Linked DNA regions of Mus musculus: all the other regions are linked to region 1. Evidence: chromatin loops called from intact Hi-C (ENCODE). Cell type or tissue: heart. All regions are shown on one strand.

Region 1 (5,000 bases):
ACTCCTGTGTTTGGAAAGGAGTCTGATATGTGTTGTCTTAAAATAGAAGGTCTATAGCTCTGGAAGGATGGCCTCTAAACTCAGAATTGCTGTATTAAATGTACTCAGCTAGCCTGTTTTATACATGGAATGTGGCAGGTACTCTCAGAGCACAATTCCAGTTTGAGGCCGGGGTAGAGACGGGAGGAAAAGGATGGTCTTGATGGGCTCCGGGGATGGAACCTATCCTGCCAATGACACCACAGACCAGATACAACAACCACAACTGCGCTGTGAATAGTAAGGATAGTGAACGTGTCTCATACATTCAGCGAAGCTTTCCTGGGTCTGGCAACAGCTGTAGGGTCTTTGTTATCAACTCCGTAGTTCTCTTAAGGATCCGTGGTTCCCATAGTGATTAGGCGCACATTCCGGTGGGAGTGACCGGAAACACTTGCTGTGAACTCCCTGCCTGCAGGTCTCTATGGGAACTCCACCCTCAGCCTACCGTCAGGTCAGGATTAGATAAACCTCTGGCTGCAAAGCCAACTCTAATCACACCATGGGGGTCAGTACTCATGGGACCATGGCTCTCTTCACCTTGAATACACAACATGATGGTGACATTTTATGTGCTGGACCTTCTGCTCCGACTAATTTTAGCATCATTCCACTTATGCATCACCCCAACTTCTTATTAAATCGAATCCATTACTTCTGGTCCCCCCTCCCTGTTGTTTATCGATTCATTAGGTGAGCACCTACAATGACTGAGTAGCTCGGAGACGTCTGCTCTCTTCAGTATCAAGAACACTGTAGTGAATAAAACAAGCTGACCCCTTGACCTCTGGGAGCTGGGATGTCCATCAGCAGCCACTGGTCATGTGATGCTGGTAACATTTAATTGAAATTATGTAAAGTTAGAAATTTAGAGTCTCAGCTAGTCCATCTCTTATGTGACTAACAGCCATGGTGAACTCGTAGCTAGCAGGACCAGACAGAGAGCATTGCCAGCTTTATAGGAAGTGCCTCGCTTAGCTTGCTCTCTTATAGAACTCAAGACTACCAGCCCAGGGATGGCATCACCCTCAGTAGAACTTCCTGCCTTGATCACCAAACAAGAAAATGCTCCACAGCTGGATCTCATGGAGGCACTTCCCAACTGAAGCTCCTTTCTCTGTGATAACTCCAGCTGTGTCAAGTTGACACACAAAACCAGCCTGCACAGTGGCTCACAACCACTTGTAATGGGATATGATGGCTTTTTCTGGTGTGCATGAAGAAAGTGTACATACATACATACATACATACATACATACATAAATGAAGAAAGTGTACATACATACATACATACATACATACATACATACATAAATCTATAAGAACTTTTTGAGAAAAAAAAAAAAGGACCATTGGACTGGTCAGAAAGTTCTAAAAAGTGTTCAATCTCCTTAGTCACCAGGGCAATGCAGAAGAAAACTTCAAGTTTCATCTCATGTCTAAGTCTCCGCTCCAGTCAGAATGGCCATCCAGCGCAATACAAATGACAGCAGATGCCAGCGTGGGTGTGAGGAATGGGGAGTCACTATCACTGTTGGTAGGAATGTAAACTAGTGTAGCCATGTTGGAATCAGTCTACACATTTCTCAGAAACCTCCCGCTGGCTGGCTTTGTGGTGCTGGGAGGTGCAGGAGACGCATTAGGACCAATGGTGTCAGCCAGGGTTGGACCCTGCAAGCTAGTTACACCCACCACCTGCCAGGTAAGACACGCCTGGCCACTGGTGCCACGGTGGCAAGACTGTTATGAAGATAGCCAGTCACTTCTAGCTGTTCTACTCCTGGGCATGTCCCCAAAGACCTTTGCACCACACTACAGAGACGCTTGCTTGTGCCTGTTAGACAGATGGGTAAGGGACATGGAGTACGTAGACACAGAGGGATTTTATTCAGTTACCAACAGAAGTGAAGTCGTGAAATTTGAAAATAAGTGGACAAATCTGGAAAAATTATACGGAGTGAGATAACTCAGACCCAGATGGCAAACACATTATGTTTGTTTGACATCAACTCCATTCAAGTGAGCTACTGGGTCAAACTAAGGGGCTTGCATGTTCTTAAAGACTTAATTACCACAGCTACCCCCAGCCTTGCACCATACTTGAGATCAGGAGTTCAAGGTCATCCTCTGCCACATAGCATGTTGAAGGCTCCATGAGGCCCTTTCTCAAACAACATGCACCTCCAAATACCTTTGAACTATGAACGACTTTAAATGCTTGGGGTTCCTGCTTGCCTTTGTCACTTCCCAGGACTACCACCAGATGGCAGCACCATCTTATGCACCATCAGCAGGGACAGACTCCCCATCACAAACTGTAGGCATCTATTTGTTAGAAATGAAAAATAAACCATGCTTGGGGGAATATGGAAAAGAGAGATAGCAGCTGTAATGGACAGAGGGCAATTATAACTACATAGGACTCAGACTTGGAACTGAATACTTATAGAGTTCAGGGGACAACATCCTGTGTTATAAATGGCTACACTCACTGGTCAGTGAGTTTGCCTTAACTGCTGAGGTGAACTAAAACTTTTCAGGTGTTTCTCCACCCTTTAAAATGAAAACTCTTTCTAGCTTTTCACTGACTGACCACTGGTTTCCCTCTCAGCTTCACATAAATCAATAAGTGAAGAAAATCTATGCATTTGTTCCTAGTTGTGATCTTGCAAGTTCAAGGCAAGTTAGCATGTCTGACATCTGGGATTCATCATGTCCTGTTACCTCACTGAGGGACACTCATCTTCCCCAGATGTGTAAAAAGGGGGCGGGTGGTGTATGAAGGTTCAAGGAACACAAAGGCGCCATATTCTCAGAGCGAGCTTGAAGTTATGTGAAGCTATGTGAAGACATTGGTTCCAAGAGGAGAAACTTCTAGGTCTGCCTTAGCTAAACAGCTGACCTGTGGTGGATCAAAGTCCTGGGGTGTCTCCTGAGAAAAAGAGACAAAGCTAGGGATTGAGAGGTCATAGTTAACACTGCAGGGTCAATTTAAGACATCAATACTGGAACTCAACTTTCCACTGTGGTCAAGAGCAGAAATCCAGAACTTGTATCAGGCCAGAGGCTGACCAGCTTTTTAATGATTTGGAGTTTTGCTCAAGGCAAATGGAAGATACAGGACTCTGTATCCTGGAATTCATTATGTAGAGAGGCTGGCCTAGAATTCACCGAGATTCTCCTGCCTCTGCCTCCCAAGTGCTGTGACTCATCGTTCTTTATCCTCACCCTCTTATTTACCATTTTTCCTTCTTTAAATGAGCATGTAACACCAGAGTGATTAAAACTGTACACACACACGTGTATGTGTGTGTGTGTATCTCATGAGTTACACTTAGGATTATTCAAATACTTTGATGTGCTAATTTACACCTCAGAGTTCAGCCTAAGGAACTATACCTGGTATATAAAAGTAGTATTAAAAACATGTTTAAAAGACAGACAGTATTACTTAAGTTATGGACATTTTGGAGTGGGCTTCTTAGCTGTGTATTAATAGGGAATGACTTAATGTAATTTGTTGTGTAGATGTAATTGCTTTGTTAGGTTGTCATGAAAATAATGTGGACCTTCCAGACATAGAAAATGAGCATTAATTAGAAGAAGAAAGAGAGGAGGAGGAGGAGGAGGGAGAGGAAGAAGAGGAAGAAGAGGAGGAAAGCTTGCCACTTTTTGGTGGCGATAGTTATGTTTGAATTTTGCATACCAGAGACTACATAAAAAATTACAATTTAAATGATTCCAAAAGTAATTTTTCATTTTAATGATTTCTTGTCTCTTAAAAAGTTTTCATATGGTCTGCTCAGCACTCCATTTCCATGGCCATGGCTCTGCCTGCATCTCTGGAGACCTGTTCCTGCCAGGGCCAACCAGGTGAGTTCCCCAAGCTCCAAACTTCTACCTGCTGGGTCTCTGATAAGGCCAGCAGCTGTGAGGTCTTCCCTGATGCCTTTGCACTCTGCTTTCTGATTTCATACCTCTAACCACAATCCCAGACCACCACAGACACCAGTGATCACGAGGTAAGGCCCCTATCTCCAATCCCCTGTCTGTTGCTTCCTCTGGGCAAACCCAACAATGGCAAGCTCTGCCCTGCCTCTACTGCACTCCATTGCTGCCACAACTCCACCTACATCCATGGAGGCCTGCTGCTGCCCACTCAGGACAAACAAAGGCCTGCAACCACCAGGGACAACCAGATCTACCTGCAGCCCCAGAGGCATCAGGGACTACCAGGCCAGTGCAAGAACATGAACAACAAAAGACCACCTCAACATCAACAGTCTTAATTCCTCAATAAAAAGACATAGGCTAATAGAATAAATACGTAAACAGGACCTATCATTCTGCTGCATAAAAGAAACATATCCTAGCAACAAAGATATACATTATCTGGGAGTAAAGGGCTAGAAAAAGGTTTTCCAAGCAAATGGACCCAAGAAAGATGCTAGAGTAGCTATTCTAATATCTAGTACAATAGACTTTCAACCAAAAGTAATCAAAAGAGATATAAGATACTTCGTACTCATCAAAGGAAAAATCCAAGATGACATTTCATTTCTGAACAGCTGTATCCCAGATATAAAGGCACACACATTTGTAAAAGAAACATTACTAGAGCATCAAATCCCATACATTAATAGTGGAAGAGTTCAACACCCCACTCCCACCAATTGAGGTCATTGAGACAGAAACTAAATGGAGAAAAAAATGAAACTAACAGAGGTTATGAATCAAATGGATCTAACAGATATGTACAGAACATTTCACTGAAACACAAAAGTGAATACATTCTCAGCACCACATGGAACCTTCTCTAAAACTGACCTTATACTTATTCACAAAGTAAGCCTCAACTAATACAAGAAAATTGAAATAACCCCTTTTATCCTATCAGACCATCATGGATTAAAGCTGGACTTCAACAACAATAGAAATAACAAAAAGCCTACATACTAATG
Region 2 (5,000 bases), 250 kb before region 1:
AATCTTCTGGGACACCTAGTGGATGTCCCGTCCTGGTTGTCTCCTATGGCACGCATTTTCACCTCTCCTTTCTTTGTTCTAGTGTATGCAGTGTTTGGATTTACCAGTGTGGTGAACCTTATCATAGGCTTGGAGCAAGATGGCATCATTGATGGATTCATGACGCACTACTTGAGAGAGGTACGCTGGTTGCTCAAGGGTCGCTCAATGAGTGGGTGGCTCAAATGCAGGCTGCTGTTGGAGTGTGTTTCCTCAGTCACCAAGCAGGCAGATGGAAAGCCAGCCACAGAAAACAGAGGCCCGGGAGACCACTCTCTCTTCACAGCGCCTTCACTCCAGAACCAAGGTGTGAGCTAGCATTTCCCTTTAAGTGAAGAACTCTACATGGATTTAGTATTTGGGTTTCTGTTACTGGGTTGTAATCTCAGGGAGTCCCTAACCAGCCTACCTGTAATCAGGATACCTGTAATCTCAGCATTTGGGAAGCTAAGGCAGGAGGATTGCTGCAAGTCTGAGGGCAGTCTGACAACATGGGGAGTTCTAGGCCAGCGTGGACTACAGTGTGAGACCCTGTATCAAAAGTAATGATAATAATAATAATATCAAGGTACTTACTTAAGCTTTTGGAAGTCCCTACCAACCAAATCATAGCACTCGAGGAAACTAGTCTTGTTTTCTAATTTAGAGTGGGTCAAATCCAGTCCCAGAGTGGCCAAGTGACTTGCTTAAGGTCGCGTGGAGAGTAAGGCATAGAGATGAAAACAGTGCTGTCTATTATCTTTCTGTGCTTCAAATGATGGGGAGTTTATATGTCTCCCCAGGAGTGTGTGTGAGGAGAGTTTGAATCAGGGAAGAAGGCAAGTTTGTAGGCATGGAGCCATGCCATGAGGTGGGACATCCCTAAGGTGGCTTCTTCAAGGCCAGCGAGGGCATAGAGCTAGCCAGAGGCAGCGCAGGGCAAACAGAGGACTGAGTTTCAGGGATTGGGATTTGGGGGTCGAGTTGGGGTGGGGAGTGATGGAGAGGACCGCTGGGGAGGACGTCCTGGTTCCTGCTTTGAGGTTTATTAGAATGCTGGAATTACTATGCTGGAGGCTTGAGGAGCCACGTTCTGTGGAGAGTCATTGAATCTAACCTTGTCTCCTGCCTTTAAAGTTCACTGTCTGGGGCTGGAGAGATGGCTCAGTGGTTAGAGCACTGACTGCTCTTCCAGAGGTCCTGAGTTCAAATCCCAGCAACCACATGGTGGCTCACAACCATCTGTAATGGGATCTGATGCCCTCTTCTGGTGTGTCTGAAGATAGCGACAGTGTGCTCACATATATAAAAATGAAGACATCTTTAAAAAAAAAAATAGAGTTCACTGTCCAATGTGAAGGGAGGACGACCTTGCCCTGGGTGTGATGGCAGAGGCATACTCTCTATGACAAAGGCACACTCTCCATACAGATGGATGGGCTCTGGGGCTGGCCAGGAGGGCCTCTTTGAGTTGCTGTTGTTTCCACAGAATTTCTGAATGGCCATGGGAGAGGAGCACACACACTTCTGCATGGTGAAAGGAAGGGAAAGGCCTTCCTTCTATGGCAAAGGGAAAGCTTAGGCAAAGGTCTGGAGAGCAGGCCCAGTGTCTAGGGCCCCCCTAGGGGGCCTAGGAATGTTTGCAGAGTGATGCAGAGCTCATCTGGGAATGTTTGGAGTCTTGAGTGCTTGAAGGACATCTACCAATGCCCCAGATGGCGGGTCTGGGCAGGTCTGGACCTTTGAATGATGGTTCTGTTACAGAGGCTCAAGAGCTACCCAAATATAGTTGAAACTTAGAAGTCCAAGAAGAGAATTGCTCCCACAGGCAGTGATGAAGAGATGCTCAAACTCTGGAGACTGGTCAGAAGGGGAGGAGCTTTGGAAATGGGCCATGGTCGGCAGACAGAGGCAGAAGGGAAGCCCAGAGAGGGGCCAATGGGCCCAGAGGAGGGGTCTTCAGGAGGGAGGCTGCTGGTCAGGGGCAAGATATCTACCTGGTGAGGTTGACAAGAAACGGGGCAAATAGCTACAAGAAAGGAAACTGGGGTGCAACAGTGGTAAGACCCGAGGACCGAGTAGAAGAGATGGGGCTTGTGGGCCCGCAGTGGGAGTGTGGGAAGCGGGGAGAGGTGATGTCCATTTGGAATGTAGCCGTGGTTCTCTGCGTGACTCTGAAGGCCTACTGTGATGAAGAGGGAAGATCGCCTGAGCTGACAGCATAGACACAACATTGGTGAGATTTGTCCAAAGTCTGCACAGCAGAGCTTGGAGCTGCCTGAGCCCTGTGTGGAGAGGCCAGGAAGGGCTTGGCTGAAGGGAGAGGCAGTTGGAGCTTGGCTGAAGGAGTTCAGGTGAGTTTGAAGGGCCCACGGGGGTCAGTCAAGCTCTCAGAGGAGGCCAGTGCTGGCTCACAGAGTTGAGTGTGTAGGTAGGAATGACTGGAGCCATGAAATAAGTTGGAATTATGCAGTGAATGCCAAGGTGAGAGAAAAGGGCAGCCAGGCTTTGGGCTAGAGTTTGGGTGTGGCTTCCTCCCCCATTGTGATTGAATTTGATTTGACTTTGGGCAAAAGGCTGCTTTCCTTACCCCAGGGGAACCACGGCATTTCAGAGAATGCCTGCTTGGATGTTTGGCATAGTTTGGCTGCTCAGACCTTTCCTAGTTAGAGAAAGGACTGCAGGTATTTTAGGGATACATTAGAAACAACCTGGGAGGGCACTAACCTGGGAGAAGGAAGAGAGAAAACACCATCGGAGAACCCAAGTCCCCTGAGGGGACCCGGAAACAAGACTACCTGGGGGGAGGGAAGTATACATAGTTCATCATATAATCTTGTATTCATGAAACAAATAATATCTCAGAAATGTGGTTCTGTGTTAGCTATGTGACCTTAGGCAAGTCTTAAAGCTTTTGAAACACATTTCCTCCTCTCAGGACAGTCAGTCCTGACCAACCCACAAGCCTGTTTCGGGAATAATGGGTAGATAGGAAGCTGAGCTCAGGGCTGCCTGGGTGTACCCACGGAATTGGGCCCAGGCAGCTCCTCACTACTGCCCAGCCCACAAGCGCAGCATGAGTGGTTACGGCCAGCAGGTGGCACCAGTGAACAGGGCCTTCCTGGGCTGCCCCTCTGTGCGAAGGCCAAGCACCTGCAGGCTCAGGTTTGGCCTTGCTCCAGCTGGCTGGGATTGCCCACACAGCCATCTGATGCCTTTGTGTTGTTGTACAAACCTTTGCTGAGCCATCAGATGCCAATCTGTCAGAGATTCTCCTGTCTGGCGCCATGGCAGACCCTGGTTTTGGCAGCCCTAGGGTAAAGACATATTTTCACAGTCCTACCAACTGCACGGAGGCTGTTTCATCTCAGCAAATGAACAGCATTTAGCTCTGTTGTTTTATTTGCAATGTAAAGATCCGAGTCTTCCTTAACATGTCTTTTTAATGCTTTCCTTAGGGTGAACCGTATCTGAACACGGCCTATGGGCACATGATCTGCTACTGGGATGGCTCTGTTCATTACCTGATGTACCTAGTGATGGTGGCCGCCATAGCCTGGGAGTAAGTTAGCTCTCCTGGCTGTGCTATCCTTTGCAACTCATAAGGGGTATGTAAGGACAGTGCATGCACAGAGGCGAGTACGCGAGGGCACGCCAGGGCGAGAATGGATGAGCTGAACAAAGCTGTATTTCCCTGAATCACTGGTTTGTTTTGTTCTATTGCTTTTTTTTTTTCTTTTTTTTTTTTTGTGGCAGCTCAGACAGAATCTCTCTTGGTGTGGTGGCTCACACTTTTATCCCAGCACTCAGGAGGCAGAGGCAGGCAGATCTGTGAGTTCAAGGCCAGCCTGGTCTACAGAGTGAGTTCCAGGCTAGGGCTACAAAGTGAGACCCTGTCTCAACAAATAAATGAACACACAACAACAACAAAACGTGTATGTGTGTGTTTGCTATGATAGGCAGGTGGAGGTTAATTTACACAAGGCTGGGGTCTCTCCTTGCACCCTGGAGACCTAACTTAGGTTGCCAGCTTGGCAGCAGAGGCCTTTACCCACTGAGCCACCTTGTTGGCTCACCATCTTATAGTTAGAGGTAGGGTATCTCGCTGAGGTAGGAGCTCGCCATTTTGGCTAGGTTGGCTGGCCAGCAAGCCCCTGGGGTCTTCCTTGTCTCTGCCTTCCCCCTGGTGCACAACACCAGTCTCGGCTTTTCATTTGGGCGCTAGGGATCTGAACTCAGGTTCACAAGGAGCCAAAGTCAAGCACCTTGTACTTCCATGGTTCTTCTGGTCTCAGGTCAGAGTTTCGCCTCAAGTTCAGGTGTGGCCCCAGGGCTTGGGAAATTGCGCACACACACACACATTTGGGTTACCCCTCAAATCTGTGTGGCTGGCCCCTCTGGGAGCATGACTGTGTTATTAAAGAAATGAGGTAAGATTTTGTGACAGTTGCTGTTTTGGGGGTACCAGTACCCTTTGCTGTGACAAACTAGCTGTATCTCACAGCACATGGGCTCTTTGGGGGAACTCCCGCAGCAGAATTCCTTGCATCACACCAACTGCAAAAGTAACCAGCGGCTTTGGTTGGATTCTCACTCTCTGTCCACTATGGCTTCCATGGCTTCTTTTGAGCCCAGGAGGCAGGCTTTGCCTATGGACTCTTTCCAAACAGCCTGAGCTTCCCCATCCTCAGTGTGGCCTGAGGTTAGAGAAGGTCTTTCAGTTCTGTCCCTGGAAGCTGCAGTGTGCCCCATGAGCTGACCCCCACTTCCTGTGTCATGCTTCAGCTTGGTCTTGTCTGTCTTCCTGTGGCATTCTGAGACTAATCATTGGCCTGGCTCCATTAGGGGCTGCAGCAGAGCAGAAAATGTACAGTGCTCACCACTCTGTCCCCTCCTTTTGGATTCCTCTCAGCCTCTGGTGTGGTGTTGTTTCTGGGTTATCAGTTGAAGGGACATCTGGCCATCACTGAGATTAGAGCAGC
Region 3 (5,000 bases), 150 kb after region 1:
CTCAGGCTGGGCCCCTCAGGTTTCTAATCTGAGGAACTGAGTGCATCTCATCCCCATGTTTTTACAAAATCAATTTGGAAGATCTCAAATAAAATAAAATAGTTGAATTTCATGCAGTGTCCCCAGGTGTGTCTTTCAGAGGTGCCACAACCTCACTGTGCATGGCAACAGACACTGGGTGGCAAAGGCCTTGCAAGTTACACTCAAGATACTAGGGTATAAGTCACTAAAGATGTCCACATCCCAGAACCATCCCTTACCACCCCACCTGTCCACAGGGCATCCCTGATACCCAAGACCCCAGGGAGGTTCCAGAACTTTAGGACCTCGTGCAATGAATGGCTTCCTATCGCCCCCACGGCAAGCTGAGGGAGGCCTTCTTTCCATTGTAATCTGAATTGGTTAACACAGATCCCCACAAACGAATCCATCCCTTCATTGTTACAAAGATGTTTTATCTCTGATCTTGTAAGGAGCCCTTGGTGCCAGTTTTCAGACCTGATTTTCCACAGAAGAACTTTGTCTCCATCTAATGGCCAACGTGGGAAGTGCTTTGACCCTCCAACTCTCTTTCTTTCTTTCTTTCTTTCTTTCTTTCTTTCTTTCTTTCTTTCTTTCTTTCTTTCTTTCTTTCTTCCTTCCTTCCTTCCTTCCTTCCTTCCTTCCTTCCTTTCTTTCCCTCCCTCCCTCCCTCCCTCTCTCCCTTCCTTTCCTTTCCCTTTCCCTTTCCCTCTTTCTTTCTTTCTTTCTTTCTTTCTTTCTTTCCCTCCCTCCCTCCCTCCCTCCCTCCCTCCCTCCCTCCCTCCCTCCCTCCCTCCCTCTCTCTTCCTTTCCTTTCCCTTTCCCCTTCCCTTTCCCTTTCCCTTTCCTTTTCCCTTTCCCTCTTTCTTTCTTTCTTTCTTTCTTTCTTTCTTTCTTTCTTTCTTTCTCTCTCTCTCTCTCTCTCTCTCTCTCTCTCTCTCTCTCTCTCTCTCTCTCTCTCTCTCTCTCTCTCTTTCTTTCTTTCTTTCTTTCTTGGTTTGTCGAGACAGGGTTTCTCTGTATAGCCCTGGCTATCCTGGAACTCACTTTGTAGACCAGGCTGGCCTCGAACTCACTCTTAAGGACAGGGGAGAGGGCAGGCCACAGGTACACATGCAGGAAATGGGTAGATTTTCTTCTTTTCCCATTCGTTCTGAGTCAGGAAGCAGAGGCCTCAGAGTGAAGCCTCACTGTACCACAGTCCGTGTCACCCCAACCTAGACTGTCATTCTGAAGGAATCATTGTGTTCTTCTGTTCAAGGCAACTCGTTGGTAGATGTTGGTGAGGCCCTGAAACTCATGGCTGAGGTGAAAGACTCTCTGGATATTAATGTGAAGCAAACTTTTATTGACCCACTGCAGCTACTGCAAGACAAAGATTTAAAGGAGATCGGGGTGAGTCTTCCTGGCTGTCCTGTGCCAGCTGCTGCTCATCATGATACCACGACTTAAAACCAAGGTTTCTGCGTGGGCTCGGCAACCACACAGTCTTATCTGAGGGTTGAAAACTGCACTCGATTACTATATTATATGGGTTCCTGAGAGAGTACCGGGATCCGTTTCTCCTGGCAGACAGACTGGGTGGAGGTGCAGGCTCCGCTGTCACTGTCCTGTTCTTCGTCTCACTGAGTCATCTGCGAGCCAGGCTGAATATCATATTTCTGCAGCCACTTCTCATATAACACAACGACATCATACTTTGGGGTGTAGATTTGATTGCTAATATCACACTGTATCGGTTGTGTGCTTGTGGTCATTCTGTTTCATTCTTTCTCGAGAAAATCATTGTCTAGAAACTGGCAGTTTTATCCTGGAAACCTGCAAGAAATTGTTTTGTCCAGGGTGTCTGTGGGAACTTCCAGGTCTCGTTCAGCTCGGCTGCTTTTGCAGATGTGCAAGCCAGCTCCAAGCCAGCTCCAAGCAATGCAGACTGCCAGACTTCGGCGCTGAAGGTCCAGGCGCCCTCTTGTGGTGTTGTAGAGAATAGCTCACTGCCTTCAAACTTGATTGACATCTCCCTTCAGCTGCAGACTCATTTGAGTCTTGTCGCCATCTTTCCAGACCCAGACAGTTTTAAGAGTGTAGCCACCGAGATCATGAGTTAAGGAGAACTTGGGCTATGTGGCGTGTTCCTGCAACAAACAGATGAAGCATATAGACGTGAGGTAGGAAAACAGCAGTTACCAATGCTGGAGAGAAGAGCAGGGACGCCTGAGGAGGGGCACCATCCTCCGCATAGCTGGATGAGGAAAGGCCACCGAGGAGCTGTCCAGGATGACTGGGCTGGGTAAATAGGCAGCACATCTTGCTGAAGGGCCAGGGTTAGGATGTCTAGGAACCCAGGGCACAGGGGAAGACCAGGTAGCTATGGAGGGAGAGAAGCCTGGGAGTCCTGGAGAACTCCAGATGCCTTTACCTGCATTTAGAGTTTATTCTAAAAGCAGAAGGCATCAGAGAAGGACCCGGGAAGGCTGGATGAGAAATGAAAGCTGCTGTTTTGGTCCCCCTCCTTATTTGGACAACTCTGGATCCCCTCACCTGTCACCCCTTCCTTCCATCCCAGGAAAAGCATGCCCACTCCACACTGGGCCCAGGTCCATCCCTCTCACCCCACCAAGACCCATCTTCCTTCCCCCATGTCCAGTCTTCCTGCTTGTGTTGATCTCTCCCTGTGGTATTCAAACCTGTCGAGAATCCCTTGACACGCTACATCATCATCGTCATCATCATCGTTTTTGGAGGAATTGGCAATGGAAATATTCTTATTTTTTGTAGAGTTAGGGTGGTTAGACATTGTGTATGTTAACAGAACTGGGGAAGGGAGTCCTGTGGAGACAGGAAGGGTTACCTGAGCGAGGACACTGCATCCTTCCTTATTCTCCACACAGACTCTCATTCTCACCTGCTGCCCACCCCTCGCCCATCATGTGTCCTTCTGTAAATGTTTCGAATGCTAGGCAGGGTGGGTGGCCTTCAGCAAGAGACAGAGGGTGCAGAGCAGAGGATGTAACTGGTTTCTACCTGAAGAGTGGGTGGGGCCGAGGCTCACAGCATCCCACCCCATAGCTTAGGACTGGACTCCCTCTAGGGGATGGAGGGGTCAGTTTTCTTGAGGAGTTCTCCAGCAGGTGGCTCTGTGTCCTTGCACAACTGACTATGTGGCCTCCATGGATTTACAAGAGCACGTGAAGTTGGGAAGGGAATTGATGCTGGTGGTGGGGGGAGGGGGAAGGTAAAGGAGAGAGGATGGGCGCGGCTCAGACCAAAACACCTGCGTATGCACGCAGCTCTCACGCTCTCAAACAGCAGCGGGCAGGACTAGGCCCAGAACAAGGAACATAGCCATAAGAAAGAGAGTGTGTGCACTTAAGCACATACTGTGGTGTGAGTCTCATCAGTGTGTGAGTCACACCACAGCATGAGTCACACCTCTTCCATCCTCGGTGAGCCTCATCATGGCGGGCATGAGTCACGCCACAGTGTGAGCCTCAGCACTTAGTGAGTGAGGACTTCCTTTCTCGTTTCAGCACCACCTGAGAAAGCTGGAAGGCCGTCGCCTGGATTATGATTATAAAAAGCGGCGGGTAGGTAAGATCCCCGAGGAAGAAATCAGACAAGCAGTAGAGAAGTTTGAAGAGTCAAAGGAGTTGGCCGAAAGGAGCATGTTTAATTTTTTAGAAAATGATGTAAGTATTTAAACCGAACGGAAGACTTTAATGCACATGACACGCTCTAAAACCCTAACTGCAGTGGAAGTTTCTAGAATGTTCCTGCCTGACATATAGGGAGAGACAGTCAACCATCTCTGAATGAAGCCTTAGTCCTTAGCAGGGCTGCTTGTTCCTGGGGTGGCTTTGTAGCAGAAGATGGCCCAGGAGAGCAGCCTTGGTGTTAAAGGCCACAGCATTTGTGGTTTGCTGAGCTTGAACAGCACGTGCCGGGTGAAGATCTGGCTCCCCCTTCCCATTGTTAGGTCTATAGCTGAGGAGACTCACTGGTCACTGTGCTATCTAGCAGATCATCTTTCTTCTCTTTGAGGGGTGACGGCAGCCAGACTTGGAAGGGGTCTCCCTGGTCTTTCCCATGTCCTTGTGGCCTTACATTCTCTCTCCTGTTGACCAGTTAAAGTGTAAAAGCCTCCAGCATTGCCCACTGCTGGCAGAACACGCTGTGGGTGTGACGTGGTTGGAGAAGAAGTGCTAATAGTCCTTGCTGAGGGTGGGTGGTTTATAAAACTCTCACCTTGGCTTTCATCCATCGCCCTCCTCCCCCCCAGCCCTGCGTCCATGGGGCCAAGGCCATAATCATGTAGAACACAGAGTTCTGATACCTCTTAGCCACCAACTTCATGTCCACCCTTGGTCAGTCGGCCTTTGTGGCCATGCCTGCTTCCTGTCATGGCTGGGACCTGTGCTTTAGAATGGTCGGTGATGGCTGGGCTTTCCGCTAGGATATCATTGTGGCTCTGGGTAAACATGACTGGGCCCCTTTAATTCTTATCAAACATAGAAGGTCTGCAAGCTGGGACACTGCCTGATGGATTTGACAGTTCTTAGACCCTGAATTGGCCAGACTTTAGCGTACTGGGACAGACACCTGAGAGAGCAACTTAAAAGGAGGAATGTGAGCTTCGTCTCAAGGGATGGAGGTCTCAGACCATGGCCAGCTGGATCCGTCATCTCCACCGTGGTGCCACAGAGCATCATGGTGTGACAGATGCGGCACTTAGAGTGGTCAGCAAGGAGATGTAGGGTGGGAAAAGAAAGGGAGAGAGAAAGGACAGCCTTACTCTCCCCCATATCCCTCCCGTGACTGACTGACTCTAAACTAGGCTTTGTCTCTTAAAAGTTCCAGAAGTTCCAGAATCTTGCCATTATCTTTGGATCAAACCCTCAGTATGCGATCCTCGAGGGCATTTTATGTTCATACTGCTGCACATGTGACACTGTTCACACTGCTGCACACGTGACACTGTGTTC
Region 4 (5,000 bases), 140 kb after region 1:
AGGAAGGAAACGGAATGTGACTAACTGGTTCCCCTAGTGGCCAGCTGTCAGAATGCATAACATGTGGGCCTTGGCAACAACTCCAGGGCCAAATGGTGCTCATATGTCTTAGAGAGTCAACTGTGTCTCAAGGCTTGTGTGACAAGGCTTTTCCGATTTATAACAACTGATTTATCATTTGGTAATCTAGGCTGTTGTTCCCATCTGTTTCAGCAGCTGCACAGCAAATACTTTTCTGCCATTAGAACCGACATATCAGCTGTGATACAGAGATAAGTATGTGTGCCCGGCTGGCCTCACATGGGGGCATCTAGAATCATATATGCAGATGAAATAATTTAGAAGAGTGTTCCTGGCTTGGCACTCCAATGATGGACTGCAGACTCTGTCCCCTGTCCTGTCCCCTGGTCATCTACCTGGAGAGTGGCTCTGGTGCAGTCGGAGCTGGGTCCACACTGCTCTGCTTCCTCCCCTTTGTCTTGGGCCCTTTGAGCAGAGCTTGTCCTAACGATTAGATTCCTCAGACCGGAGCTGGGGGCCTGGGTGTGGCCGGCAGTGCAGGTTGGGGGAAAGCCCGCTCTGGGTGTGGGTTGGGAGGGCATTCTCTTTAATGTAGGTAGGACCTGGCCAGCCTTCCTCCAGGAAGTGCCCGAGAGGTGTTTTTTTTTGTTTTTTGTTTTGTTTTTTTTTTGTTTTGTTTTGTTTTGTTTTTTCGAGACAGGGTTTCTCTGTGTAGCCCTGGCTGTCCTGGAACTCACTTTGTAGACCAGGCTGGCCTTGAACTCAGAAATCCGCCTGCCTCTGCCTCCCGAGTGCTGGGATTAAAGGCATGCGCCACCACGCCCGGTTTCCTAGAAGTGTTAAGACCCTAAGAAGAGAAGCTTATTTTGTGTTTGATTTTGAAAAAAGAAATTCTGTGCATTGAAAACCCTTTCAACATGTTAATATCATTGACATATCTAAAGTTGATTTTTAAATTTATTAATATATATAATGATAGGATGTATATGGCTTCTTTACCAACTAGATTATTCAATTCATATGCTATACTTAAAAACAAACATCTGGAGTTATGTTATTGGGTTTAGAGTCAAGGTCTGGGCGCTGGCAGCTCTGACAAGCTGGGTTCAGACAGTAAGTAACACCCATCCATGGCATCTGCATCAGCTCCTGTATCCTGACCTGCTTGTTCTCAACAAGCCCGTTAAAGAGGCAGGTGGCAGGGCAAACCTGGGCAGAGCAGCTTATTCAGTGTAGCCCCGTCTGCACCAAGAGAAACACACGAACATTCCATGTGAAAGGAGGCTCTGATTTCAATAGTAGGCTGAGGCGTGTATAACGAGGCAGCGCTGGTCAGGGTGTGGCTGAGGCATGGGTAATTAATCTAGGCCGTGCTGCTTCAGGTCCTGGCCCCAACTTTGCCTCTGTCTCTGCTTCATCTCTTCTGAAAGGTGGATCTTAAGTTGTCAGATGGGGTCTTAGTCAGGGTTTCTATTCCTGCACAAACATCATGACCAAGAAGCAGTTGGGGAGGAAAGGGTTTATTCGGCTTACACTTCTACACCAAAGGAAGTCAGGACTGGAACTCAAGCAGGTCAGGAAGCAGGAGCTGATGCAGAGGCATGGAGGGATGTTACTTACTGGCTTGCTTCCGCTGTCTTGCTTAGCTTGCTTTCATATAGAACCCAGGACTACCAGCTCAGAGATGGTCCCACCCACAATGGGCCCTTCCATCCTTGATCATTAATTGAGAAAATGCCCCACAGATGGATCTCATGGAGGCATTTCCTAAAGGGAGGCTCCTTTTTCTGTGATAACTCCAGCTTGTGTCAAGTTGACACACAAAACAAGCCAGTACAGATGGTATGAAACCGCTTTCTCCTTTGCTGGGCACCAGGGCTTCCTCGGATCCTCTCACATAGCATAGCATCCTGGGAAAGTCCAGTATCAGATAACCAATGGGGTGGTGGACAGGAGGGGGACGGACAGGAGGGGGACAGACAGGAGGGGTTTCTTAGGAATGTCTTCACTCCTGATGGGGCAGGTGAAGTTTTAGCTGATGGACTGAGGTTCCTTTTGTTTATTCCTGTTTAGATTTTTCCCTCCAAAAATCATTGGTAGTGACAGAAGTACAAAAATAATATCTATACTGTAGTATAGGATAGAGGAGCTTGCTGTTAGGTGATTATATGTTACAAAACTAAGTACTTTAAGGACTTTATGGAAGAAATTAGAGTCATCTAAAAGATGACATGAGAATGACCGGGCAATGGGAATAATAACCCACAAACATGCTTACTAAGCAGAAACAAAGGAGCGATGCTAACATCAGAGGATAGCACAGTACCAAAAATGCATTGCAAGGAAAAATGTTTCCTTTAAAAAATTGTCATGTTAATGTAATCTTTAAAATTTTATGCATGCATCTTAATCATATATCCATTTCCTCTTTATCTCCTCAAAATACCCCCCGAAGAACTTTAAAAAAATATAGGAAGATGAAGAAAAGTATCAGAGTTCTGAATCAGACATAGCTTCTAAGTTTGTGAGGTAAAAGCTATGAGGAGGCCTGAGAAGAGACTGAAGTCAGAGAAGCTGCCCACCCTCCCCTCTCTTGTAGTAACAGATGGACCAACGGTTCTCATAGGCTCAAGGAAGGTTTGGGCAAAACATTCATACCGTTGACTGTGTATAAGTAGAGCCTGCATCCCCCCGGGTGGAAGTGGTCACTCTTCCCAGGCTCTTTGGTTGCAGTTACAGAGGACTCACGGGGAAAGTTTCTTAAAGCCATAGAACGAAATCATCACAGGGAAGATGGCTTCCCAACGCCACGTTTGGATCCTCAGAAATGTGAACCTGGGGCAGGAGAGAGGGGTCAGCGTGTAAGAGCACTGTTGCTTTTGCAGAGGAACAGGGTGACCCACAACGGTCTTCAGTTGCAGGGGATCTGGCGCCCTCTTCTGGCCTCCAAGGGTAGCAGGCAAACACACAGGCAAATGCTCATTTATATAAAATAAAAACAAATCTCCTTTGAAAATGTGAAGTCACTTCTTCATTTGAAGGAGATTTTAATAAAAAGTAGAATTATGTATTATGACAAGTGACAGAACTTTGCTTTCCGCACCTGTGACTTATGGCTACATCTCAGATGCAGTTAGCAGGAAATCAGCGTTGATAGAAAGCAAGGACATCACAGAGTCCACAGCTGGGGGATCATCAGCCAATTAAGTCACTCCACATAGAAGGTAGAGCTTAGTATGGGGACTGGAGAGAGGACCTGACGGTTGATATGGAGCACTGCTCTTGCAGAGGATTGCAGTTCAGTTCCCAGGGCTCAGGCTACCCCTTCCTGTAAGCCCAGCTCTAGGGGATCCCATGACTGTGGCTTCTGAGGGCATCTGCAGTCATGTGCGCACAGCCTCTTACAGACATATAATACACACAACTAAAAAGAAACCAGTGCAAAAAGGTTGATAAGTCAGAAGATAATAACAAAAAATAGATGCTAAGTGGTCTTGTTGTTTTGTTAATGAAAAGGTGGAAAATCATAAAGGCCTGGAGGGAGGAGGGAGGAAGCACAAATGCTCATTGCAAAAGAAAAAAAGGGGCTGTAGCCATAGCCACAGGTCGTTTTATAGTGTGTGTGTGTTGTATATTTTGCCTGCATATAAATATATATACATGTATTTTACACACACACACACACACACACACACACACACACACACACACACACGTGGGGCAGTGAGCTGTGCACAGGCAGCCTGGTCCCCGGTCAAGCACAGGCTTTAAACCCTGGTGACCCTGTAGGTGACTTCTCAGCCATGCTTCCTGGGCTCCTGGGCTCCTGGGTCCTGTCCTAGCTACAGCTTCCCACAGCCCCTTCCCACAGCAGAGAGGTGTGTGGCCATTAGTCATGTATGGCAATGCCCCAAGTTCCTGGCATTCTGACTGGACTCCACCCCCACAGTTACCTGGCAACACAGCCAGGTAGTCCTGGCCCACTATAAAAGGAACTGCTTGCCCCTCCTCCCTCACTTACTCCTGCTTCCTGCTTGCTTCTCTCCTGCCCTCTTGCTCCCCCTCTCTCCTCATTCCCTTCTCCCCTCTCTCCTTGTGGCCATTGCCGGCCTCTACTTCTCTACTCTCTCCCTCTCTCTGCCCTTCTTTAATAAACACCTTAAAACCATGGACTGCCTCTTCTCAGGGGGATCCGCAGTGCTGGAGCAATGGAGCAGGTCTCCCTCTAAGGAGCATGCCGGAGGCCTCTCTGTCCTCTCAGCCAAGGCAGCCAGCTGAGACAAGCTGCTCACCACCAAGCCACCAGCCTAAGCAAGACAAGGACTCCCCTCCCCGCGGGACCCAGCCGGAGCTCTCCTCCCTGTCCTTTTCCCTTCAACCCTGGGCCAGAGCCCACCCGTGGGCCCCGCTCTGTTCTCAGCTCTTCTGAAGCATACAGCGGTGTCTGGGATGTTTGAAAGCCCGAAACTGTCATCCTCGGCCTCCATGCGGGCCTGGGGACCCTGAGCCAACGCTGGCAGATCCACTGGGACCTCAGACTGCGCCTTCCCCATCCCCAGAGCGGAGTCCTGCGGCTTCTCACAGCCTGACGCCCACCCGGCAGTGGCTGCAGCTGCATGGGGTCCGCGGCACAGTCAAACTTCCCACATCAGCCTCCATGAGTGGCCCTAGACCCGTGGTGAGCCAGACACGGGACCCCGTTTTTGTTTTTGTTTTTGTTTTTTCGAGACAGAGTTTCTCTCCATATCCCTGGCTGTCCTGGAACTCACTTTGTAGACCAGGCTGGCCTCGAACTCAGAAATCCGCCTGCCTCTGCCTCCCAAGTGCTGGGATTAAAGGCGTGCGCCACCACTGCCTGACTGGGACCCCATTTTTAACCAACACACACATACATGTGTACTGTGTGTGCCCAGTACCTATGAAAGTCAGAAGAAAGTACCAGATCTCCTGGAACTGGAGTTCTGGATGGTTGGAAGATG
Region 5 (5,000 bases), 160 kb before region 1:
CCCAGTCTTGTTGCTGACCCAGTGCAAGCAATCCCAGCTGCTGTGAAATCCTGTCTGCAATGGCTAGGTTATGTCCTGAAAATAGCATTTTGCAGCTCTTCCCCCTATCTTCTGGCTCTGACACTCTTTCTGCTTCCTCTTCTGTAGTGTTCCCTGAACATCAGAGGAGGCTGTATACATGCCCTGCTTAGGGCTGAGTGCTCAACCATCATGTCTGCTAAGTATCTCGAGCAGCTGGGAGTCTGCATCCACTGCAAAGGCATGCTTCTCTGATTAAGAATGGGAGGAGTGGCTGTCTATGAGTATAAACATGGATATTTAGATTGTAGTTTTGTATCATGCCAATTTATCTAAAAAACAATAATGAGTTCCCAACTAGGGCCTATGACCTTCCTAGCCATGGGCTTTTGACTGGGTTTACAGTCCTGGATCTGTTGATTCTTGAGTACATGCCTGGAGGGGCTCATGTGAAGTGCCCTGCAAATTATTTGGTGCTTTCCAAAAGCCCAAGGAATTATTTGGTAGTTTACAATTAATCATGAAACAGTGATGTTAGCTTAGTTCATTCCTGAGCTCTGAGCCTGGGACCTCTCAAGTATATGAAAAGTGGGTTTTCCCCAGGAGCTACTGTTGATTCAAAAAATTCTACCAGACTCGGTGAGAATTTAAAAATCTCACCCGTTGTATGAACCCAGCAGACTTCACTTCTCAGATTTTAACATTAGGAAGAAAATAGGCAGCATCTCCAGTGGAAGGCTGAGCAACAACAGCCGTCTACACACATGGCATGCAAATCCACTGATGAAGGAAGGCACAAGTACTGTTACAGAGTGGGAGCCCAGCTTCAATGTCTAGAATTTGGGTGGACATTGTGTCAGATCTCTTACTTTCTTCTGGTGCTGGGACCTGAGCTCAGTGCTTTGTGTATGCTAGGCAGGTACTCTATCTACCATTGAGTAGCATCCGACCAGGGTCTCTCTCTCTCTCTCTCTCTCTCTCTCTCTCTCTCTCTCTCTCTCTCTCTCTCTCTCTCTCTCTTTGTGTGTGTGTGTGTGTGTGTGTGTGTGTGTGTGTGTGTGTGTGCAATTCTAGGGAGTTATTCTCTCTTGACACCTTGTGGGAACTGAGACGCACCCGGCATTACATGGGTGCCGGGATTTGAACTCTAGTTTTATGCTTGTATGACAAGCACTGTATCCTCTGAACCACCTCTCTGTTCCTGGGCTCTTCTATTTTAAATGTGAATGTCTACTGAGCCTCCTCCCCATTCCTGGGATAGGGGAGGTGTCACATTTTACACGTGAAACTTTAGAAATGATTTTCAAAGGATTGCGTCAGCTTCCCCTGAACAAGGTATAGTCACAGGTCTTCCTGACCAGCTCCAACGAGGTTGCATTTGGCTGAACCAATCTCTTCATAGAAGATGCAGAGTGAACCTCGGTGTATGACAAGTTATAGAGCTTGTTAGGAAACGGATTTTAGCCGGTGTCATCAGTACACTGAGCAACTGACTGCAGCTCACTGTAAACTAGGTCACCCTTGCTCTCACTGTTCTCTACAGCACAGCTTGACAAACAGGGAAGAGGGGAGCAGGGGGCAGGAGTCAGAGAAACCTGGACTTTAGAGGTCATCTTCTGGATGGTTTTGGAGAGAAAAGTCTTTCCTTTTTTAGGATCAATCCATACAATAGTTAGTGATCTGTGCCTTTTATGATGGTGCAAAAGTGAACCCATACAGTGAGACAGTCAACACTTTATATTGGAAAGGTGTGGCATGACTTTGTATCGCTAGGCTAACGTGGGTGTTGAGTTAAGGTGGGACAGACCTGTGCAGTTCGGTAGCCTGGCAGATTTAGAAGAAGATGGCTGAATCCTTAAGTTGAAAAGCATCTATGAATAAAAACAGGTGGGAGGGGAAGATGGGAAGGTAGGAGGTTAGGTAGGAGTAGAGTAACTATGGTCTAGAATAATCTATGATACATGACAAGATAACTGGAAGTTCAAAGGTCACCCGCACAAGGATAATTGATGCCCGAGGAGGGGCAATGCTTGGTGAGGTCATTGCATGGCACACACCCGTATTGAATTAGTGTACAGTAGACCGTACCTGTGCAGTTATGTGTTCTAGAATGTGGCCCTTTGAGCAAAACAGCTGCCACTTTCACCAAACCAGTTGTGCCTGCTTGCAAGAGGTCCTGAGGGCCTGCCTTATGATCATTGACAAGACAGAGGTCCTGTCAGGTCCTCTGGTGCCCACAGTGGCTCTAGCGGGTCTTCCTAGCCATTTGTATTCAAATTTACCTTCATTGCCTGTAGCCTCAGAGACTTCAAGTCTTAGGAGGTGATAAACTGGGAAGTGAAAGGATTCTCTTTCCTTGGGACCAGGAGATGCCAGCATCAATGCTGCTGAGGACTTTGCAGTGCCACTGTTTGAGGGTAACCCACACTCTTTATTCACATGCTGTTGCTAAGCCCGATAAGCCCATCAGTCCCCCAGGTAAACTTTGGTGGATTCATATTTTGGTTTGTTGCTGGGACCTTATGAGGAGTGGGTGGACACTGTTCACATCTCCCCATGGAAGGAATTCTCGCAACAGACATGGAACACAAACAAAGAACAACGACCCCTAAAAGGACCAACCTTGGAGACTATAATGTCACACATCTCTAAGTCCAGCATTTGGAGGTGGAGGCAGGGGCATCAAGAGTTGAAGGACAATTGGAGCTACGTGAAAACCTGTTTCAACACTAGGGACTGTAACTGAAAACCAACCCCCCCCAAAAAAAACCATCAACCCCCCCAACCCAAGGAAAAATCCCGAGTCCCTAAAACCGCAATTGGATGGAAATCGAGTAAAGTCCATCTCATGAAGTAGAGTGAGCTCCAGCACAGTAGCTTCTCTCTACATTCTCTTCGCTGTCCTTCAATAATGCCACGCGAGGCATTTCTGAGGTTCCCCCAGAACACCTCAACGTGCACTATGGGGCCACCACGTCACAGATAAGGAGATGGGAACTCCAGAGTTGATGTTTAAGGTCTTACAGCCAGGTGTGCTGAGGTGGAAGGTGATGCCAGGGGTCAGGGCAGGAAACAGGATAGGTTCCTGACAACACAGACTTCCCCATTCTGCTTTTGTTTCACCAAGGAAATGACAAAGCTGTGTTGTCTGGAACACTGGATTAAAGTTCTATCTAAGGCACTTAACTCCTGTGAGAGGGACTGTGCAGGGAACAGGTCCTTTCTCAGCTGTGCTTAGAACTGGAGGGCAAGGATGGCAGACTCAGGAAACTTTCCAATTACATTCCTAAATCCGGAGGACTCCAGAGTAGCACACAGTGCCTATTGCAATAACCCATAAATTCCGGCAGAGGGCACTCCTCCCTAATAATCTAAATAGCCAGCAGCTTTGATTGGAAAGCCACAGTGTATCTTTATAACTTTTCCCCTTGACCTCGGTATTCCAGCCCTTCTGTAAAGATAAAGTACTATGATTATGATTAGAGAAAATTCACACTTAGACTTATAGAGGCAGATTTTACATGTTTTCTCTCACTTGTGAATCCTAGATTTTATATAGATGCATAAACATACACACTCACAGACATCTAGACATACACACACACACTCTTTACATATATAAACATGAAAGTAGAAATATCAAATAATATTTTACATACATGTAAGAAATTAGAAGTGAGATTGGGGGGAAGGAAAGACCCTAGTAAGAAGGAAGAAAGAGGAAGGCACCGAGGGTGAATTCAGCCAAAGTAGATGACATGCATTTGAAAATGTCTTTATGAAATGTACCACCACGTACAATTTGTACCACTATGTACCAAAATAGGCTCAAAGCACAACTTACCAACGACACAGATTTCTAGTGTAAAAGCATCAGGTAGGAATCCTTTCTCTGAAGTGTCCTTAAGTAGCCACTTAACAATTCCTGGAAAAACAAGTGTATCAGAACACATGCTCAAACTGGGTTGAAACTCCTGTCTTGGGGGTTAAGTGCAGGAGTTATTGACTAATGACACAATCTCCGGGTCTCTCAGGCCTACAGCAGAAACTGTTGAGCCAGGATGGGACAATCAGCTGGGGAGTTTCCTGGCTTTGCACCTAGGCCACAGAATGACCAGGCAGGCTGCATCACAACTTTTGAAGGCCGGACCGGGTAACTGGTCTTTTAAAAAGCTGCACGGGGGATTCCAGTATAAAGCTTCATTTAGGAATCAGGGGCCTTCAAACAGTCTAGCAAGTTCTCAAACATATAGTTAACATATGATCAGTAATTCTACTCATAGGTAAACACCCAAGAGAATAAAAAAAAAACATGAATTTACACAAAAACTTGTACACAAATATTCACAGTTAAAATAGCTGTAAAGCGGGTCAAAAGATACCCGTTAGCCAATGAGTGGATCAATGCAATTAACAGATGAGTTCTGTGGATGCAATGGAATAGTGTCTGGTGATATCAAGAAATGACACGTTACAACATGGATGAACCTTAAACACAGGAAGGAAACAAGTTTCAAAAGGCCTCAAATGGTATGAATCTATCTCCATGAGGTATTAAGAATGGGTGAATCCATAGATACAGGAAGTAGATCAGTGGTTGCTAGGGGCTGGTAGGAGCTGGGAATTTCCAAAAAGTGAGTGTTTAGCGGACACAGTTTTATTTGAGGATGATGAAACGTTTTGGAACATTTGGAACATTTGGAAGATAGAGTGGTACAGCACTATGAAAATCATCGAAGAGAACACTTTAAAGTGGTAAGTTTTATGCTACACAGATTTTATCTCAAAGGAAAATGCACACAACAAACAACAAAGCCAACCGCAGTGTTCTGTAAGTGTTCCTAAAAAAGGTTTTAAGAAACCAGGGACAATGTACATCGTCTATTAGCTTAGTCAGGGGAAATACCCTAACACAGACAACACGACATAGCTGTACTCCTCTGATTTTGAACACCTGACCAGAACAGGGAGTGAGATGCTTT

Evidence for each region. Peaks named below come from ENCODE experiments on the same cell type or tissue, not always from the same donor. Only the 100,000 strongest peaks of a DNase experiment are listed, where the experiment ranks them.
Region 2: a loop joins it to region 1, with 2.8 times the contacts of the local background. A loop is called at or near these places in 6 of 42 quality-filtered maps.
Region 3: a loop joins it to region 1, with 7 times the contacts of the local background. A loop is called at or near these places in 39 of 42 quality-filtered maps.
Region 4: it touches region 1 in a loop (10-fold over the local background); 39 of 42 quality-filtered maps call a loop at or near these places.
Region 5: a loop joins it to region 1, with 5 times the contacts of the local background. A loop is called at or near these places in 38 of 42 quality-filtered maps.

The regions. Positions count from the first base shown.
Region 1 is chr7:82,119,653-82,124,652 of GRCm38, forward strand. It overlaps Gm32850 (a long non-coding RNA gene), which reads left to right and starts at 353. Exons shown (of 4, transcript XR_882272.2): 1 at 353-493; 2 at 1,435-1,540; 3 at 3,826-3,912. In heart, a CTCF peak has its summit at 2,299 (motif pointing right); a DNase peak (open chromatin) is centred at 2,299; H3K27me3 peaks cover 249 bases.
Region 2 is chr7:81,865,165-81,870,164 of GRCm38, forward strand. It overlaps Tm6sf1 (transmembrane 6 superfamily member 1), which reads left to right. Exons shown (of 10, transcript NM_145375.4): 3 at 83-180; 4 at 3,477-3,580. Among named protein-coding and RNA genes, the nearest start is that of Tm6sf1, 8.7 kb to the left of the region's middle. In heart, a CTCF peak has its summit at 3,114 (motif pointing right); a DNase peak (open chromatin) is centred at 3,117; H3K27ac peaks cover 58 bases.
Region 3 is chr7:82,272,579-82,277,578 of GRCm38, forward strand. Sh3gl3 (SH3-domain GRB2-like 3) reads left to right here. Exons shown (of 9, transcript NM_017400.7): 5 at 1,283-1,416; 6 at 3,549-3,707. Among named protein-coding and RNA genes, the nearest start is that of Gm32903, 19 kb to the left of the region's middle. In heart, CTCF peaks have their summits at 517 (motif pointing left) and 1,994 (motif pointing left); a DNase peak (open chromatin) is centred at 1,903; H3K27me3 peaks cover 833 bases.
Region 4 is chr7:82,260,404-82,265,403 of GRCm38, forward strand. All of the region lies in intron 2 of Sh3gl3 (SH3-domain GRB2-like 3), which reads left to right. Among named protein-coding and RNA genes, the nearest start is that of Gm32903, 7.0 kb to the left of the region's middle. In heart, CTCF peaks have their summits at 46 and 2,959 (motif pointing left); no DNase peak of the experiment used is centred here; H3K27me3 peaks cover 944 bases.
Region 5 is chr7:81,956,546-81,961,545 of GRCm38, forward strand. No RefSeq gene overlaps it. Among named protein-coding and RNA genes, the nearest start is that of Hdgfl3, 25 kb to the left of the region's middle. In heart, no CTCF peak of the experiment used is centred here; no DNase peak of the experiment used is centred here; H3K27me3 peaks cover 883 bases.